2 separate regions of the Homo sapiens genome follow, and region 2 is linked to region 1. A link is an interaction called in ENCODE POLR2A ChIA-PET data of the cell type or tissue named here. Cell type or tissue: Panc1. All regions are shown on one strand. Each heading gives the region's core, and the rest is flanking DNA. Links, peaks and the distances in the headings are about the cores only.

Region 1 (8,325 bases), core at 186-8,185:
CCTGGTGCGCAGAAGATGGAGCTGGCAGCCCAGGACCCGGGAGGTGCCCTCAGGTGCAGAAAAGGGCTTTTCCTCCCCATGTGTGCACCTTTGACCTGTTGAAGCCAGAGTAGGAGGCAGGGGTCACATCTGTCCCTGCCTTAAAAGCCCTCCTGCCCCACCTGCCTTATCCCACCCTGGCAGGGCCCCTGGGAGCCTGATAGGGGCTAAGCTGCTCTCAGGTGGGCTGCAAGCTGGGCTGCTTGATGAGAGCAAGGCCCTTTGCTGGGAGTGGAAGGGAGTCAGGGCGGGGAGGCCCATAGGAGCCACTTGCTCTGAGCCACAAGGGGTTGTGGGTTTGGGTCCTCTGAGAAGCAGGTGCCAGGAATGAATTGGATGTCCATGAGACTTGTTGCAGGGAAATGTCTGTGAAGGAGAAAGGAAAGAGAGCAGGAAGAGTTTCCTTCCATGATGCAGGACCAGCCTGTGCAGGGAGTGGGGAGGGAAGGAGGCCTGGGAGGAAGAGCCTCACAGAAAGCCCCAGTCGGCAGGTGGGAGCCCAGAGCAGAGACTGCCTGAGGGGTGGGGGATCCTCCTGGGGCAAGAGTGGCCATCTCTGGTGTTCCCAAGCTTCTGCGTGGGCTGGGAGCTGGGTGGGGTGTCGAGGCTCTGCAGACTGCACCCCTCCCTAGAGGGCTCCTCTGGGAAGAAGGTGAGTGGGGAGCACCCACAGGGCAGCTACAAGAGCCAGGGAAGAAAGGGGATGCTGGATAGGATGGTGGCACTGTATGAGCCCGTTCTCACACTGCTAGAAAGAACTACCTGAGATAGGGTAATTTATAAAGAAAACAGGTTTAATGGACTCACAGTTCTGCATGAATGGGGAGACCTCAGGAAACTTACAGTCATGATGGAGGCAAAGGGGGAGCAAAGCATGTCTTATATGGCAGCAGGAGAGATTGAGAGTGAGGCGGGAAGTGTCATACTTTAAACCGTCAGATCTCGTGAGAACTCCCTCACTTTCACGAGAACAGCATGAAGGAAATCCACCCCCATGATCTAGTCACCTCCCTCCAGGTCCCTCCCCTGACATGAGGGGATTACAATTCAAGATGAGATTTGAGTGGGAACACAGAGCCAAACCATATCAGGCACCCCCCTGCTTTCTCCTGCTCTTCATGCTCCTAGGTCCCCCTCGGCCAAGGTCCTTCCCTCGCTTCCCAGGGGGCAGACGAGGATGCTGTCTCCACCGCAGGCTTCTCTCCCTCCTGAGAGCCAGCACCTGCCTCATCCGAAATCGCCAGCCCTGAGTTTCCTCTCCTCCTCCTCCCACAACCCACCCTCCTCCTTCTCCAGGCACCTCTGTTTCTGAGGCTGGTTCTTCTCCAGCCTCACTTGTTATTTCAATTTCTTCTCTTCATTTCCCCTAATTTCACATATTTTCAGAGAGAGTCGAGGAAATGAGAAACACTGTCATCTTCAACGTGAGCTTTGATAGAGACGAGAACAGGTTTGATTTTTTGTTTTTCTGTGAAAGGCTACAGAGCGGAGGAGGGAGGATGCCTTAGCGTGCATTCCATGTGGGAGCAGCCTGGGGGCCTTGCTCTCCGATCTGGCAAAGCCCAGCCTGAGAGCTGCCCCAGTTGGCCCAGGATCCTGCGCAGACCTTTGAGGACAAATAATACATCTACCTAATGGCCGGGCAGCCACTTTTCCCCGCGCTGGCACCTTGGGGCCGCCCCACTGAAAAACCCTCCTCTGTTCCTGTTCTGGAGGTCATTCATGACCAGTCAGCACCCATCTACGTCCCCATCCATGTGTCCCTGTGCCAGGGGGGGTGGGACTGGCAGCAGAGCAAGTTGGTCCCAGCCCTGGGGTGGGCTTCTGGCAGATCAAGGGTTCAAACCCTGCAGACTGCTGCAGGTCACAGAAGCAGGGGCAGCAGTGTGAGATGAAACAGGTGGAAAGAGAAAGGTCCCAAGAACTGTTCTCCTGGTCCTGCTGTGAAGCTCTCTCGCAGGGTTGGGAAGTCAAGGTGGGTGTGATTGCCAAGTTTGTTTTCTAACTTCCCACCGTGACAGGGCAGCCGTTACAGGACCAAATGACTTTCTTCACACCACCGAGGAAAACACACATGAACACCCCCAGGCTCCCCCGTCAGTGGGGGAGTGAAATTCCCAGTCATGCTGGCATCCAGCAGGGCAGTCTGTGTTGCTGGGACTGCTTGGTTGCATTCACTCCAGCTCACATTCGGGTGACTTTGAGCTCAAGGGACCTGCAGAAATAATTGTGTGTGTCTTAAGTTGGGTCCCTGTTGGGCATCGGGTGGCGGAAGGGCAAGCACCTTGAAGAAGGGGAGGTGGGTGCACGTGTACACAAATGCACACAACAGAACAGGGACCAGAGGGGCAGAACCACATCCTGCACTCAGGATCTCCCAGGCTGATACCGAAAATATGAATCCACCCAACAGCAGGACCTTTACAAAAAAAAAAAAAAAAAAAAAAAAAAAAAAAAAACTAGGGCAGGTGACTCATGCCCTGGGGCCCAAACAACACATCCATGACACACTGCTAAGCTTGGCCTCGCTTCCCTCCTCTCCAGAGGGCTAAATCACGAGGCTCTCTGCAAAGAAAACCCTGGGCCTTGGGAGAAAGACGGCACCTTCCTCAACTCCAGGTGACCCTTGAACAACATGGGTTTGAACTGCATGGTCCACTTATGCACAGATTTCCTTCCATCTCTGCCACCTGCGAGACAGCAAGACCTACCCCTCCTCATCCTCCTCTTCAGCCTCCTCAATGTAAAGACAAGAAGGGTGAAGACCTTTATGATGATCCGCTTCCACCTAATGAGTAAATATGTTTTCTGTCCCTTATCATCTTCTTTATAACATTTTCTTTTCTCCAGCTTACTTTATCATAAGAATGCAGTAACATATAACTTACAAAATAAAATACACATAATGACATACAAAATATGTGTTCATTGACTGTTCTCAGTAAGGCTTCTGGTCAACAGCAGGCTATTCGTAGTTAAGTTTTAGGAGAGTCAAAAGTTACACATGGGTTTTTGAGTTACACAACACTGAGGGCAGTGGTGTGGGAGGCCCACGCCTTCAACACGTGGGCCTGATGTCCCTGTCCCTGCCTCAGCTCCCACTGGACACGTCTGCCGATTCTTTGACAATTGCTAAGTGTTGGGCCCTTGCCGGCCACTGTGACGGGGGTAGGGACGGGGGTAGGGACAACGAGATGGAGCCGATGCTTAGGGCACCGCCTTTCAGGAGCCTAGGGGCCCCGGGGAGAGCCCTGCACACCTTCTGTCCCCTGCAGCCAGCACACCTGGCATCACGCTCACCTTCCCCACTTAACCAGCCCCCTCCTCAGACTCCCGGGCAGTCACTGCTACCACCTGCTTCCTCACCCCGCAGGTTCAGACCCTGGAGTTGTCACTGACGCTTCCCTTGCCCTCCCCAGTGCCCAGGTCTGGGCAGCCCCAGCCCTGGTTCCCACGCTCTTCACCCCTCTCCATGCATCCGTCTTTTCCATGCCTCCTGCTGCCACCCTGGTCACACTCTCCTCTCTCTGACCTGGACTTCCAGCTGCCCTCCCTGCCATCTCTGCTCCCCCAGGCCACCCTCTGCATGGGGCAAGCCCAGTGAGGGACAATGAGCGTAAACATACGTGCCCTGGTGTTGATGATGCATAGAATTAGGAAGGGCGATGAAGATTCCTCTTCCAAGCGTGTCCCTTGAACAAGGAATTGCACCTCACCCTGGTCATGAATGTGTAGCAAGGCAATGGGTGCCAAGTCCCCTGGGATTCAGCTGCAACCCAGGCCAGCTGTGTGCCCTTGGGCAAGTCACGCCTCTCTCTGAGTCTCAGTTCCCCCTAGGACATTAAGGGGGATGAGTGTGGGGGCTTTCAGTAGCTTTGTTCAGTTTGCATCCTCTACATCTATGCCTTAGTTGTCTGCATTTTCCTGGCTCCAACCTGCTTCTAAGCGGGTATCTGGGAACAGAAAGAAAGAGGAGAGGAAGGAGGGGTCCTCACTCCTGATAAGCTGCAGTGGCAGCATCAGCCTTCAGGGCAAGGGGGCATCTGGCGGGGCAGTGGTCTCAGGAAGACATGAGGGGAAGCCCCCCCATCCGCCTGCATCCCATGGCTCCCCCGAGCTCTTGGCTCCTGGGCAGAGGGGTTTCCTGGCTGCTTTCTTGTGCCTTCCACCTTTGAGGATGAATTCTTTCTCCACCTTTAAGCACATTGACAAGATTAATGCCATAATCGGGAGGGGCTGCCATGGAGGCTCAGGGGTCTCTGAGCAATAACTCCTAATTCAGAAATTTATCTAGGGCAGCAAAGACAAGGGCACTCCCCACCAGGACCGGCCCTGCCGGGAAGGAGAGGAGCAGGTCTGCAGGCTCACCGCCCGCCGAAACATCCGCTTTGCACATGCCTAATTATAACTTGGGTTGCTACAAACGGAAATGGACTAAACCCATTAAATCTATTTTTTCTCCCGTGGTGGGAGGGAGTATGGATTTCTTAAAGATAGAGAATTTAAATTAAGCTTTAAAACTGTGACTGAGCGAGATTTAATACTGACAATTAGCCTGGACAAACAGTTAATCGTCCTGGCGGGGTAATTTATATACGTTCCATGTGCCCACGAGGCAGACAGCACACTGCACTGCAAATTAGTGCAAGGAAAGAGGCTTCGCTCCTCCTCGAGCTGCAGCCTGGGGGGGCGGGGGCTGTTTAGAGCTTCCCATCCCAGTGGCCTGACGTGGCAGGAGCAGGGTGGGCTGTCCCATTTTACGGGGTCTGCCTGGCAGACAGCCACCCAGATGTCTCAGACCCTGGTCCCTGGAATGGGAGTGGTCAGTGCAGCTGTTTCAGGGCTTGGAAAGGGAAAATCTTGCCTCTTCCTTCCAGGGAGGACATGGCGTAGTAGGCGGAGCTCAGAATTCTTGGAGGGTTTATTTTCTTTTATTTTTAAGTTTATTTTTATTTTTTATTTTTTCTCACTCTGTCTCCCAGGCTGGAGGGCAGTGGCATGATCTCAGCTCACTGCAGCCTCTGCCTCCTAGGTTCCAGCGATTCTCGTGCCTCATCCTCCCGAGTAGCTGAAACTACAGGTGCATGCCACCACACCCAGCTAATTTTTTGTGTTTTTAGTAGAGATGAGGTTTCGCTATGTTGTCCAGGCTGATCTTGAACTCCTGACCTCAAATGATCCGCCTGCCTCTGCCTCCCAAAGTGTTGGGATTACAGGCGTGAGCCACCATGCCTGGCCTTATTTATATTTTTAATTTTTCTGGGTACGTGGTTGGTGTGCATATTTGTGGGGTACATGAGATGTTTGATACAGGCATGCAATAGGAAATACACACGCCATGGAGAGTGGGGTATCCATCCCCTCAAGCATTTATCTTTTGAGTGACAAACAATCCAATGACACTCTTTAAGTTATTTTAAAATGTACAATTAAGTTATTGTTGGCTATAGTCACCCTATTGTGCTATCAAATAGTAGGTCTTATTCAATTTTTCTTTTTTCTTTTTTGGCACCCATTCTGGCTGCTCTGGCCCTGGAGACCTGAGTGGGCTGAGCACTCACTTCTCCACTCTGAATGTCAGTCTCCTTGTCTGTAAAATGGGCTGAATGAGCTTGGTGCTCACTTCTCCACTCTGAATGTCAGTCTCCTTGTCTGTAAAATGGGCTGAATGAGCTTGGTGCTCACTTCTCCACTCTGAATGTCAGTCTCCTTGTCTGTAAAATGGGCTGAATGAGCTTGGTGCTCACTTCTCCACTCTGAATGTCAGTCTCCTTGTCTGTAAAATGGGCTGAATGAGCTTGGTGCTCACTTCTCCACTCTGAATCTCAGTCTCCTTTTCTGCAAAATGGGAAGCACTTGCTCATCAGAGTTCTTGGGATGGGTTGGACGCCAGGTGGAAGCGTCTATCTCAGAGCCTCAATGGATCCTGTTTGCTCATCACCTGGTTCCTCCTAAATGGAGAGCTCCCTTATGCTCTCAGAAGCCCCATGTGCCTGGTCCTCAGAGAGTGCCCATGAATGGGGGCTAAACAACTGACTTTCAGTGTTTATAATAGCTGCTGTATGCTTCCCAGACAACAGCCTTCTCTACCTGGAATAGATGCGTCCATTCGTGGCAATGTGGCATTGATTTTTTTTTTTTAAATACCACATTAGCAAGACTTCTAAAGAAAAGATCCCTGGCTTCCTCACATGGAACGGGGTCCAAGCCACAGCCATTTTTACCTCACGCCTCTCAAGGCTACACGATTCCCCTCCTAAGAACTTCAAATGCCTTTTTGTCCATATCACTCAGATTTGCAGATTTACTCTCCACATCCAACAGTTTTCCAGCTGCAATGATTTCTGTGGGTGGATGGGTGGGTGGGAGGGTGGAAAGGTGAGGGGAATTGATCTATACCCTTCCAGGGCTGCATTGATAGCAAAAGCCCCTAAAGAGTTGATTGGAGAGAGTGAGCAGGTGGATACCTGCCCTGTTCCTGTCTCCTTTGACTTTATTCCAGGAACTCTAGGGAGCAGAGAGCAGAGGGGAAGGCTGGGGGAGGTGGGTAGGGAGGCTGTTATTTCCTTAGCATGGGGCTGCTGGAGGATCGGCAGGGGGTGTGCTGGGCAGGAGATCATTCTGCAATGACGATGGGGGTGTCTCCTCTCACCGGCCCACCTGCATCCCCTGGGGGCTCCCTGTTACAACCTATGAGCCTGAGGGATATGACAGCAATAAAACCAACCCCTCCCACCCCCAGCCCCCTGAAGACTTCCGTTCCAGCAGAGAAGTCAGACAACAAAGCATCAGTCACATTTTAAGAAACAGTGATGGCAACTATTCGAAATAGCCAAAAGGTTGAAGGAACCCAACTGATGAATGGATAAACCCAATGTGACGAATCCACACGATGGCCACACGCGACGACACCAGTGGACCTTGAAAACACGCTCAGTGAAGGAAGCCCAGGTATAAAGGCCACATGTGGCCTGATCCCATTTATGTGAAATATCCACAGTCCTTGATTTTGATGGTGGAGCCGGAGGGGGACGTGGAACAAGGTCAGGGCGGGACCACGCCCATGGAACGCCAGGCATCTCTGCTTCGTCATGGGAGGAGAAAGCAAAACCAATCTTTCCTTCAAGGCTCCACTCCCCCGACCACCTCTCCAGCACGCCGCAAACACCTGAGAGGTCACAGTCACCTGGGCCACTTCTTCCATTCCCGTGGGACTGCTGGCTCCTGGCAGGGAGGGGTTGGTCTTGTCTACCTCTGAGTTATCCCTGCTGCCTTCATATATGAAGCGGCCAATAAATATCTCTAGGTGGGGTGAAAAATCCCTAGGGAAGCTGTGCCTATAATCCCAACACTTTGGGAGGCCCAGGCGGGTGGATCACTTGAGGCCAGGAGTATGAGACCAGACTGGTCAACATGGGGAAACCCCGTCTCTACTAAAAATAAACAAATTAGCAGGCATGGTGGCGCATACCTGTAATCTCAGCTACTAGGGAGGCTGAGGCAGGAGAATCGCTTGAACCAGGAAGGCAGAGGTTGCAGTGAGCTGAGATTGTGCCATTGCACAATCTCTAGTCTGGGCAACAGAGCGAGACTCCATCTCAAAACAAACAAAATAAACTGAAACTGAGAGAGGTTAAGGCCCTGGCCCCAGGTCAAACCAGAAGACAGACTTGGAGTGGTGGTTTCTCTTTTTCCACACTCCGGGAAGGTGTCTCAGATCTCCAAGTGAAGGATGCTGGTGGGTAGAACAGAGGAGACCTGGAGAGTGACTGGTCCCTTGAAAGATCGCTGCAAACTCTTTGTGGGCAATGTACGGAGAAGGCCACAGACACAGCACAGAGACAGACCCTGTTCCGAGAGCCTGCAGAGCCCTTTCCAATCTGCAGGGCATCCCCACACCCCAAGCATGTTCCACTCCTGCCCCTACTCTCAGTCTGTTCTTTTCATCTGGGCCTTCTAAGGAGTGGGTACCCAGTGGCTTTGTTGTTGTTAAATTGCGGAACAAACGTTATAATGGGTAAGCGTACAGAGAAAGAAGAACGCTAAGCACTGTGCTAGGCATTTGACATGCATTGCCCCACTTGATCCTCCCAAGAGCCATTGTCATCTCTATTATGCCATCAACGTAAATAACACACAGAGAGCAGCTCCCTAGAAGAAAAAGATACTCATTCATGAATAGGGCATCGCAATGGGAAGACGCGTGCTGTAGTAAACAATGTACATGTGAGGGAGGTAAAGCAAGGCAAAGAGTATTAAAGGGAAAATAAAATAAAATAAGGAGGA
Region 2 (8,325 bases), core at 241-8,240, 380 kb after region 1:
CCTTCCTCTGTCCTGGGCTGGCCCCAGCCCTTCTTCACCCTGTACCCCAACGTGGCTGGGCAGGAGGAACGGCCGTGCCCCAGGCCAGCGTGCTGAGAAAAGGTTCCGGAGCACCTGCCCAGGAGGAACCCTGAGAAGTCACCCCCCTCCGTCCCATTAGTCTGCAGTGACAGAGGCAGTTGCCGTCCCCGCCCAGGCAGAGAGGGCGAACGGGACGGGGACTTCCTGGAAGATTCCTACCACACACGCATGAGTCAGTGAGTCTCTAGCCGTCCCCTGGGAGGGAGCGAGTCTTCCTCTCCGGGAACTCGGGGCCCCACTGGGGGATCAGTGCTGTTCCCCACTGTTCATCCGGGGTCCTCAGAGGCTGCTTACTTACCTGGGGGGTCCCCACCAGCACATGGTCAGGGTCCATGCTGAGGCCAAGGGCTCAGCAGAGCAGGTGGGGGTTTACAATGTGGGTCCCTGGGGTGGGAATCAGGGGCATCCTCTCTGTCTTTAAGCTTCACCTCAAGGGTTCATTCAAACCCGAGACACGGAGGCTGGTTCTGTTGGCCCAAGCCTGTTTAAAGAGAATGTGTGTTTGTGCCAAGGCTGAGAACTCAGGCAATCTCTCTGAAAACTCCAGACTGTCAGCTTCTGTTGAGAAAGGGAGGACGCGTGGCCGCACCACGGAAGCCTTCCTGCCTGGCCGCACAGGGCTGGTATAAGACAGTTCTGCTCTTCAGACAAAACACTTTTCAGTCTGTGCTGCTCCCCAAGGCCCCCAACAAATTTACAATATTTGCACCCCTCTACCTCGACACACCCCGCAGGCCTCTGAGTTTACAATCCCTGCCCCACAGAGCCAGGTGAGTTACCTGTGACCAGGTGAGGCCCATGCACAGCCCTCGGCTAGATGACAGAGCCAAAGGCCCTGAAGTGCCACTTCAGGCCACAGTCCCGTCCGCTCTCTGCCTGGGATAGGACCCCAAATGCAATCTCCTTGGCAGAAAGGACATCTTCCTGGGGGGTGGGGAGGACCATTCCCAGCCTTCTGGGAGACATCAAGCAACCACCTCCTCCCAAAGAGCCTGGAGGACAGCCCCACAGGCAGCCAGACAGTGAGGGAGGTGGGGACAGCATCTCAGCCGAGGTGGGAGGCTGGGGAGGAAGGGAGGGATCATAGTCACGAGAGAAGGCTGAATAATGGCCCCAGGGATAGCATGTCCTAATCCCTAGACCTGCAAATGGGACCTTGTTTGGAACAAGAGTTTTTGCATCTGTGATTCAGTTGCAGATCTTGCTGTGGCGAGAGCACCCTGGATGGTCTAGGTGGTCCCTAAAGGCAGTCTCGGTGCTCATACAAGACGGGGGCAGAGGGAGATTTGACACAGACAGGGATGGCCAAGTGGAGATGGGGCCCGGAGAGATCTGTAGATGCTGGTGTTGAAGGTAAGGGCCATGCAGCCACAAGCCAAGGGACACCCACAGCCACCAGAGGCTCAAAGGGGCAGGCGATGAAGGCAGTGGCCCCCAACCTTTTTGGCACCTGGGATCGGTTTCAGGGAAGACAATTTTTCCACAGACCAGGGAGTGGGGAGATGGTTTTGAGATGATTCAAGTGTATTATATTTATTATTTTATTTTATTTTATTTTATTGAGACAGAGTCTCGCTCTGCCACCCAGGCTGGAGTACAGTGGCACTATCTCAGTTCACTGCAACCTCCGCCACCTGGGTTCAAGCAATTCTTCTGCCTCAGCCTCCCAAGAAGCTGGGACTACAGACGCCTGCCACCGTGTCCGGCTAATTTTTGTATTTTTAGTAGAAACGGGGTTTCACCATATTGGCCAGGCTGATCTTGAACTCCTGACCTCGTGATCCGCCAGCCTTGGCCTCCCAAAGTGCTGGGATTACAGGCATAAGCCACTGTGCCTGGCCTTTATTTTTTATTTTTTGAGACAGAGTTTCACTCTGGGATTACAGGTGTGAGCCACTGCACCCGGCCACAAGCACGTTGTATTGATTGTGCACTTTATTTCTATTATTATTATAATATATAATGAGATAATTATACAACTCACCATAATGTAGAATCAGTTGGAGCCCTGAGCTTATTTTCCTGCAACCAGACGGTCCCATCTGGTGGTGATGGGAGACGGTGACAGATCATCAGGCATCAGATTCTCATAAGAAGCACGCAACCTAGATCCCTCACATGTGCCGTTCACAATACGGTTCACTCTCCTATAAGAATCCAATGCCATGGCTGATCAGACAGGAGGCAGAGCTTGGGCAGTAATGCGAGCAATGGGGAGTGACTGTAAATACAGATGAAGCTTCGCTCGCTTGCCAGTCACTCACCTCCTGCTGTGCAGGCCAGTTCCTAATAGGACACACGGGGCTGGGAACCCCTGCCCTAGAGCCTCCAGAGGGCTATGCCCAGTGGACACCCTGATTTCAGCCTGGTGACCCTGATCTCGGATGTGTGGCCTGCAGAGCTGTGAGAGGATGGCTGGGCGTTGTTGTGACCCAGCCAGCTTGTGGCCACTCGTTACAGCAGCTGCAGGAAACTGATGCAGCGCCACAGACGGAGCCAGGGCTCAGCTCACTGGAGTTGCTTTCTGTTATTCTATTTCTTCCTAAAACATTGTGTTAAGCCAACCACTAACAACCACTGACTCCGATGGGCAGGAATCGCAGAGGTTTCTTGGTTTGTTTCTTTAATCCCTTTTCCAATTTTGAAATAATATTCCTTGTTGGTTTTTCTGATTATAAATGTAATATCTTTCTTTGTATTGAGTTTAGAAACAAGAGAAAAAGTAAAAAGCAGAAACCCCAGCTGGGCAAGGTGGCACGTGCCTGTAATCTCAGCACTTTGGGAGGCTGCGGCGGAAGGATTGCTTGAAGCCAGGAGTTCGAGGCTGCTGTGAGCTATAATTGCACTACTGCACCCTGGCTGGGTAAAAAGAGTGAGACCCTGTCTCAAATTAAAAAAAAAAAAAAAGAAGAGGAAGAAAACCCATTAACCTCACTCGAGACTCTCCATACGAACTCCTGCTGTGGGGCAGGGAAGCCCAGGAAGGCCCCACGAGGCTCTGACCCAGCCTGGCTGGCGGTGGGAACTTGGGAACAGCCCCGAGTGAGGGGCCGGGCTATGACTGAGTTCATTCACCCAGCCACCTCCTGCACGCTGTGCACACTATGGGTTTGACGGCCAGGGCTGGAGCACTTGCTGAGCACAGCCTTGACCCTCAGTTTTACCCAGCATGGTTTGGCCTGAGGTCCATCTCCCCTCCGTGCCTGAAAATCCAAACATTTTGGCCCAGGCGGGGGATCACTTGAAATGGAAAACCTGGCAGCACCGATTGGCTCTGAAGAGGCAGGAGTTAGTCATGAGCCGGCTGGGAGGCGAGTGCAGAGGTGGTGAGGTAAGGCCAGCAGAGGGTGGGGGAGGCGAGGGCCAACCTCTCACCGCGCATGGTGTAAGCACTAAGGGGGCACTTCACCAGGCCAGTGCAGACCCAGGCCCCTGCGGTGGATCCCCCGCGGTCCCTCCCTCCAGAGGAACACTGAAGAGGTTTCTGTGGTCCTGTCTTAGATTCAGAGGCACATTTGCATACTAAACGCACTGAGTAATCCTACAGTGAGGGAGCCGGGCTTGGTTTAACCCACCTTTTCCCAAATTGGACCAAAGGTTGCTGTCCCAGGAAGGCAGGGCCCTCAGGCCCACGGCTTTGGGAAACTCTGGTTGTGCCAGCCTATGAGCCCAGCTCCCAGCCACCCCAGCCTGCCCACACCCTGGAGTGGGCACTGTTACCCAAAAGCCCCTTCCAGACAGTTCTCAGGGCGGCATCCCTGTCCTTCACCCCCCATAGACCCCTGGCCACTTTTCTGCGACATCAGCATCACTGGTTCACAGCTCCTCTTAATTGCAAAGTGGGGCTCAGCGGCACAGGCTGGGCCTGGCAGGGCGGGAAGGAAGAGCGAAGGCCACTTTGTCTCCAATAGCACTGGCCGGGCTCTGGAAAGGCCGGAACCCACAGACAGGAAGGAAGTGTCACACTCACTCAACCTGCTTTGCGTCAGCCAGGGGGCATCTTGTAGAAAGAAGTTAGGTGGTCGTGGCCGGGTGCAGTGGCTCATGCCTGTAATCCCAGCACTTTGGGAGGCCGAGGCAGGTGGATCACAAGGTCAGGGGTTCCAGACCAGCCTGACCAACATGGTGAAACCCCGTCTCTACTAAAAATACAAAAATTAGCTGGGCATGGTGGCGCATGCCTGTAATCCCAGCTATTCAGAAGGCTGAGGCAGGAGAATTGCTTGAACCTGGGAGGTGGAGGTTGCAGTGAGCCTAGATCACGCCACTGCACTCCAGCCTGGGCGACAGCGCGAGATTCCATCTCAAAAAAAAAAAAAAGAAGTTAGGTGGTCATTCTTCAGTCTCTGGCTTGGCCTAGGAACTGCTTCTTTTTCAAGATGCTATCAAATGCCTCCTCCATTAGGAAGCCTTCCCTGGTTGCCCCCTCCACTCCTGTCCTTGCCCCAGAACACGGCCCGGCCCTCACGGACAATCCTGACATCAGAGCCTAATAGAGATTTTCCTCTTCATGGAAATTCATACTCCAAACTGAATATGTGTGCAGGATAAGCCCCTGTTCCCATGTGAAACAAAAGTGAAAGGTGCGGATCACCTGCCTTTCCCCACCCCTTCTCACAACAATCTGGGCTCCACAGGGGCCCAGTAGGAGCCAGGTCCAGTTCAGCCGCCCCAGGTGCACCATCCTGGGCACCAGCGCCTCTGTCCCCTTCCACGAAGCACAGCTTCATCCCCTGGTACCCAGTGGGGAGGGGACACATACCAGGCATTCCCCAGGGTGGACTGTGCTCCCCACACCAGGCCAGGAGGCCCTGGGGCTGGTCCAGCCATCCAGAAAAGGGAGCAGGCGGTCCAGGTGACACTGATGTGGGCAGCAGGGGCCTTCGGGAAAGGGTCTTCGTAGGATCGGCCCCACCTTGCTCCAGGAGTACACACTGGGGAAGGGTGCTGCGCGGAGGTGGAGAGAACGCATCTTTGGCTGAAAGCATGCTTTCTGATGCTCTGGGCTCGGATTTGCTGCCATCTTCCATGTCCCCTCACCTAACACACGTTCCAGTAAATCCTCCATGCTGATGAGCGCCAAGCTATAGAGGACGCACAACCTCTCGCTTTAAAAAGTGACTTTTCCTGCTGGGTGTGGTGGCTCACACCTGTAATTCCAACACTTTGGGAGGCCAAAGTGGGAGGATCACTTGAGGCCAAGAGTTCAAGACCAGCCTGGGCAACATAGAGAAATCCCATCTCTACAAAAAAAAAAAAAAAAAAAAAAAGTCCAGGCACAGTGGCTCATGCCTGTAATCCCAGCTACTTGGGAGGCTGAGGCAGGAGAATCACTTGAACCTGGGAGGCAGAGATTGCAGTGAGCCAAGATCATGCCACTGCACTCCAGCCTGGGCAACAGAGCAAGACTCCACCTCAAAAAAAAAAAAAATTTTTTTTTTTGAAACAGGGCCTTACTCCCTTTGCCCAGGCTGGAGGACAGTGACGTGATCACAACTCACTGCAGCCTCAGCTTCCCGGGTAGCTGGAACTACAGGGCTGTACCACCACGCCCAGCTAACTTTTTGTATTTTTAGTCAAGACGGGGTCTCGTCATGTTGCCCAGGCTGGTCTGGAGCACCTGAGCTCAAGTGATCCTCCCACCTCGGCTCCAAAAGTACTGGGATTACAGGCATGGGTCACCATGCCTAGCCTGAAAACATTTCTTTTAAGAATTAGCCAGTCATGGTGGCGCACAACTGTAGTCCCAGCTACTTAGGAGGCTAAGGCAGGAGGATCCCTTGAGCCTGGCAGGTTGAGGCTGCAGTGAGCTATAATTGTGCCACTGCACTCCAGCCTGGGGGACAGAGAAAGACCCTGCCTAGAAAGAAAAAAGAAAAAAAAAAGACTTTTCCATTCATTTCCTGCTCATCCTCAGACTCAACCACTGAAGTTTGCTTCCCTGAATTAAAAATGAAGGAGCTCCGTCCTGGACTCCCTCCTGCTGACCCTGCTACTGTACCTGCCAGCAGAGCCAGCCAAGACCCTCCAGGCTGGCCCCAGCCTGGCCCGCCTACAGCCTCCCAAGCAAGACGGATTCCCAGGCTGAGGCCAGCTGCATTCCTCTCTGGAATCTTTCTCCACTTTTTATTGTGCCTCAGACTTTGGCTGTTCCTAAATAAATACAATCCAGCTATCTCTGCCCTTGGGGCCGCTGCAGGGTTTACTGGTGCAAACCGCCTGGGCAGGCCTGTTGCTTTAGGAGTCCTTCCAGGTCAGCGTGGAAGGAAACCAAGACAACGGGGAGAAGCAGCCCGGTTGGGCCCAATTCCACTCTCACATGCTCGTGCTCAGCCAACCATCTGGGCTGTAGCCTGACAGGAGCTGGAGCTGGCGCTCCATTCCTAGAGGGGGCCCCCGACTGCCCCTGCAGAGCGAGGGAGGTCTGGGGGTGCAGAGGCCAAGGGCCCTTGCAGAGTTTGCCCCAGGTCCCCTGAGTTTAAGCTTCTCTGCAGCCAACGGAAGACTCCCCCGAGAGCGGGTGTCTTTCATCCTGCTTGCTCAGTAGGTGCCCAGTAACCGTTCACTGGATAAACAATGAATTTGTGGATCCAACGTGAAGATGATCTAAACCAGCGCCCCCCCATAGAACTCTCCGCAATGATGTCAATGTTCTGTATCTGCCGTAGTCAATATGGCAGCCACATGTGGCAGTGAACGCTTGCAATGTGGAAGGGCTACCAAGGCAAAGAGTTTCGCATTTATGTTATAATTTAAACTTAAATAGTCACAAATGCCTAGCGTGTGCCCCGTTATACAGACCCTTTTTGTCACCTTCTTCTCCTCCCTAGAGACATTGCATTCGCCATCAATTTCTTACCCGGGAGGCAAACGGAGAAATGCTACTCTTTAGCCAACGCAAAAGAAGGCCAATATTTGCATTTTAAGCTAGTTTTTTGGGCAATTCTCCCAAGCATCTCCTATCAAGGTCAGTCCAGCAATATTTCCTGACTGCCTGCCACGCACCAGGAAAGCATCCCGCCGTGGCTCTGGTCCGAGGCTATGGAGGACACAGAAATAACCAAGGCCAAGCTGATAGAAGGGGTGTGACAAGATGGCCCAAAGTCACTGAGTCAGCTAGGAGGTCCAGGAGCATGGAAGCCCTGCTTTCCAGAGGACAAGTGGCAACCCATCCAGGGGGGGCCCGAGCACTCAGAGCCAGGAGCGCAGAAGCAGGGGGCTCCAGGCTGGAAAGCGGTATCAGGGCCAGGCTGGGCGGCAGCACGAATCCACCCTCGAGGCTTTGGGGGCGGAAACTAAGGGCTCTATGAGTAAGAAGACCCGGCCCAGGTCTAATGGAAATGATCGGGTGGAGGGATCCTATCACCCGGTCCCCAGCACACAGGGAGGGAAGTGGTAATCGTCCTCTAAATGTTGGCCGTGGAGGGGAAGGAGCCACAGCAGGGCAGGGGTGGGGAGGATGGCACCTGCTGGTCCAAGGAGGGATGATGGAGGCCCAACCAAGACATGACCGTGACCGGGGCAGCCTGTCCAAGGGTCAGTATGCAGAGGGCGAGTTGATGAGATCTTGGCAGCCTGTTGAGACCTGGGGGTGCTGGGGAGGCAGAGGTCAAGGTCAACTCTGAGATTTCCTGCTTGCAAACCTGGGTGGGTGGCAAGGCTGATATCAGAGAAATAGAGGAAGAGTGGGTAGCTATGGGTGAGAGAGGAAGTAATGAACTAGGGGTGCCTGCAAGAGCCCAGGGGCAAGGTCCTCGGGCAGCCAAGATGCTGGTGGTCTCTTCCACGACCAGCTCCCTCCACGTGGCACACTTTTGTCTGCATGGCTGGGCATGGGGCACCTGTTCGTCCGACACACTTTGAGCAGCTACTCTGTGCATTGAGGCAACGTGGCACGGTGCCCTGGGGAAATAGCGAGGAGGCACTGCACAGGCCCCACCCTTCTGGCATTTTCTGTCTCCTGGGGATGGTGGCAGTTAAATAAGTGACAGCCAATTGTCAGGAGAGTTTGGCTCTGATTCACCAGGTGGAGCCAGGCACTCCTGCCGGAAGAGGCATGGGAACTAGCATAGGATGAAGGGAGGCAGCGAGCACCAGCCCAGGCCTTGCCCCCACAGGGCCCTTTTTTCACACCTACTTGTGCAGGCGTCCCCTGTGAGGGCAGAGACACCTGCAGTGCTTGAGGGAGACTTCCTGCGGGCGGGGTCGTCCATCCACAGCGGCCAGGTGGGAGGTGCATCAGTG

Evidence for each region. Peaks named below come from ENCODE experiments on the same cell type or tissue, not always from the same donor. Only the 100,000 strongest peaks of a DNase experiment are listed, where the experiment ranks them.
Region 2: POLR2A ChIA-PET joins it to region 1 with 11 read pairs; 2 of 35 experiments call an interaction of 5 or more read pairs at or near these places.

The regions. Positions count from the first base shown.
Region 1 is chr17:77,686,887-77,695,211 of GRCh38, reverse strand. No RefSeq gene overlaps it. Among named protein-coding and RNA genes, the nearest start is that of LINC01987, 38 kb to the left of the region's middle. RefSeq lists enhancers at 2,886-3,764, 3,765-4,644. In Panc1, for the core only: no CTCF peak of the experiment used is centred there; no DNase peak of the experiment used is centred there; H3K27me3 peaks cover 4,199 bases.
Region 2 is chr17:77,311,368-77,319,692 of GRCh38, reverse strand. The region is part of intron 2 of SEPTIN9 (septin 9); the gene reads right to left. Among named protein-coding and RNA genes, the nearest start is that of SEPTIN9-DT, 34 kb to the right of the region's middle. RefSeq lists enhancers at 1,997-2,832, 4,505-5,340. In Panc1, for the core only: no CTCF peak of the experiment used is centred there; no DNase peak of the experiment used is centred there; H3K4me3 peaks cover 1,912 bases; H3K27ac peaks cover 8,000 bases.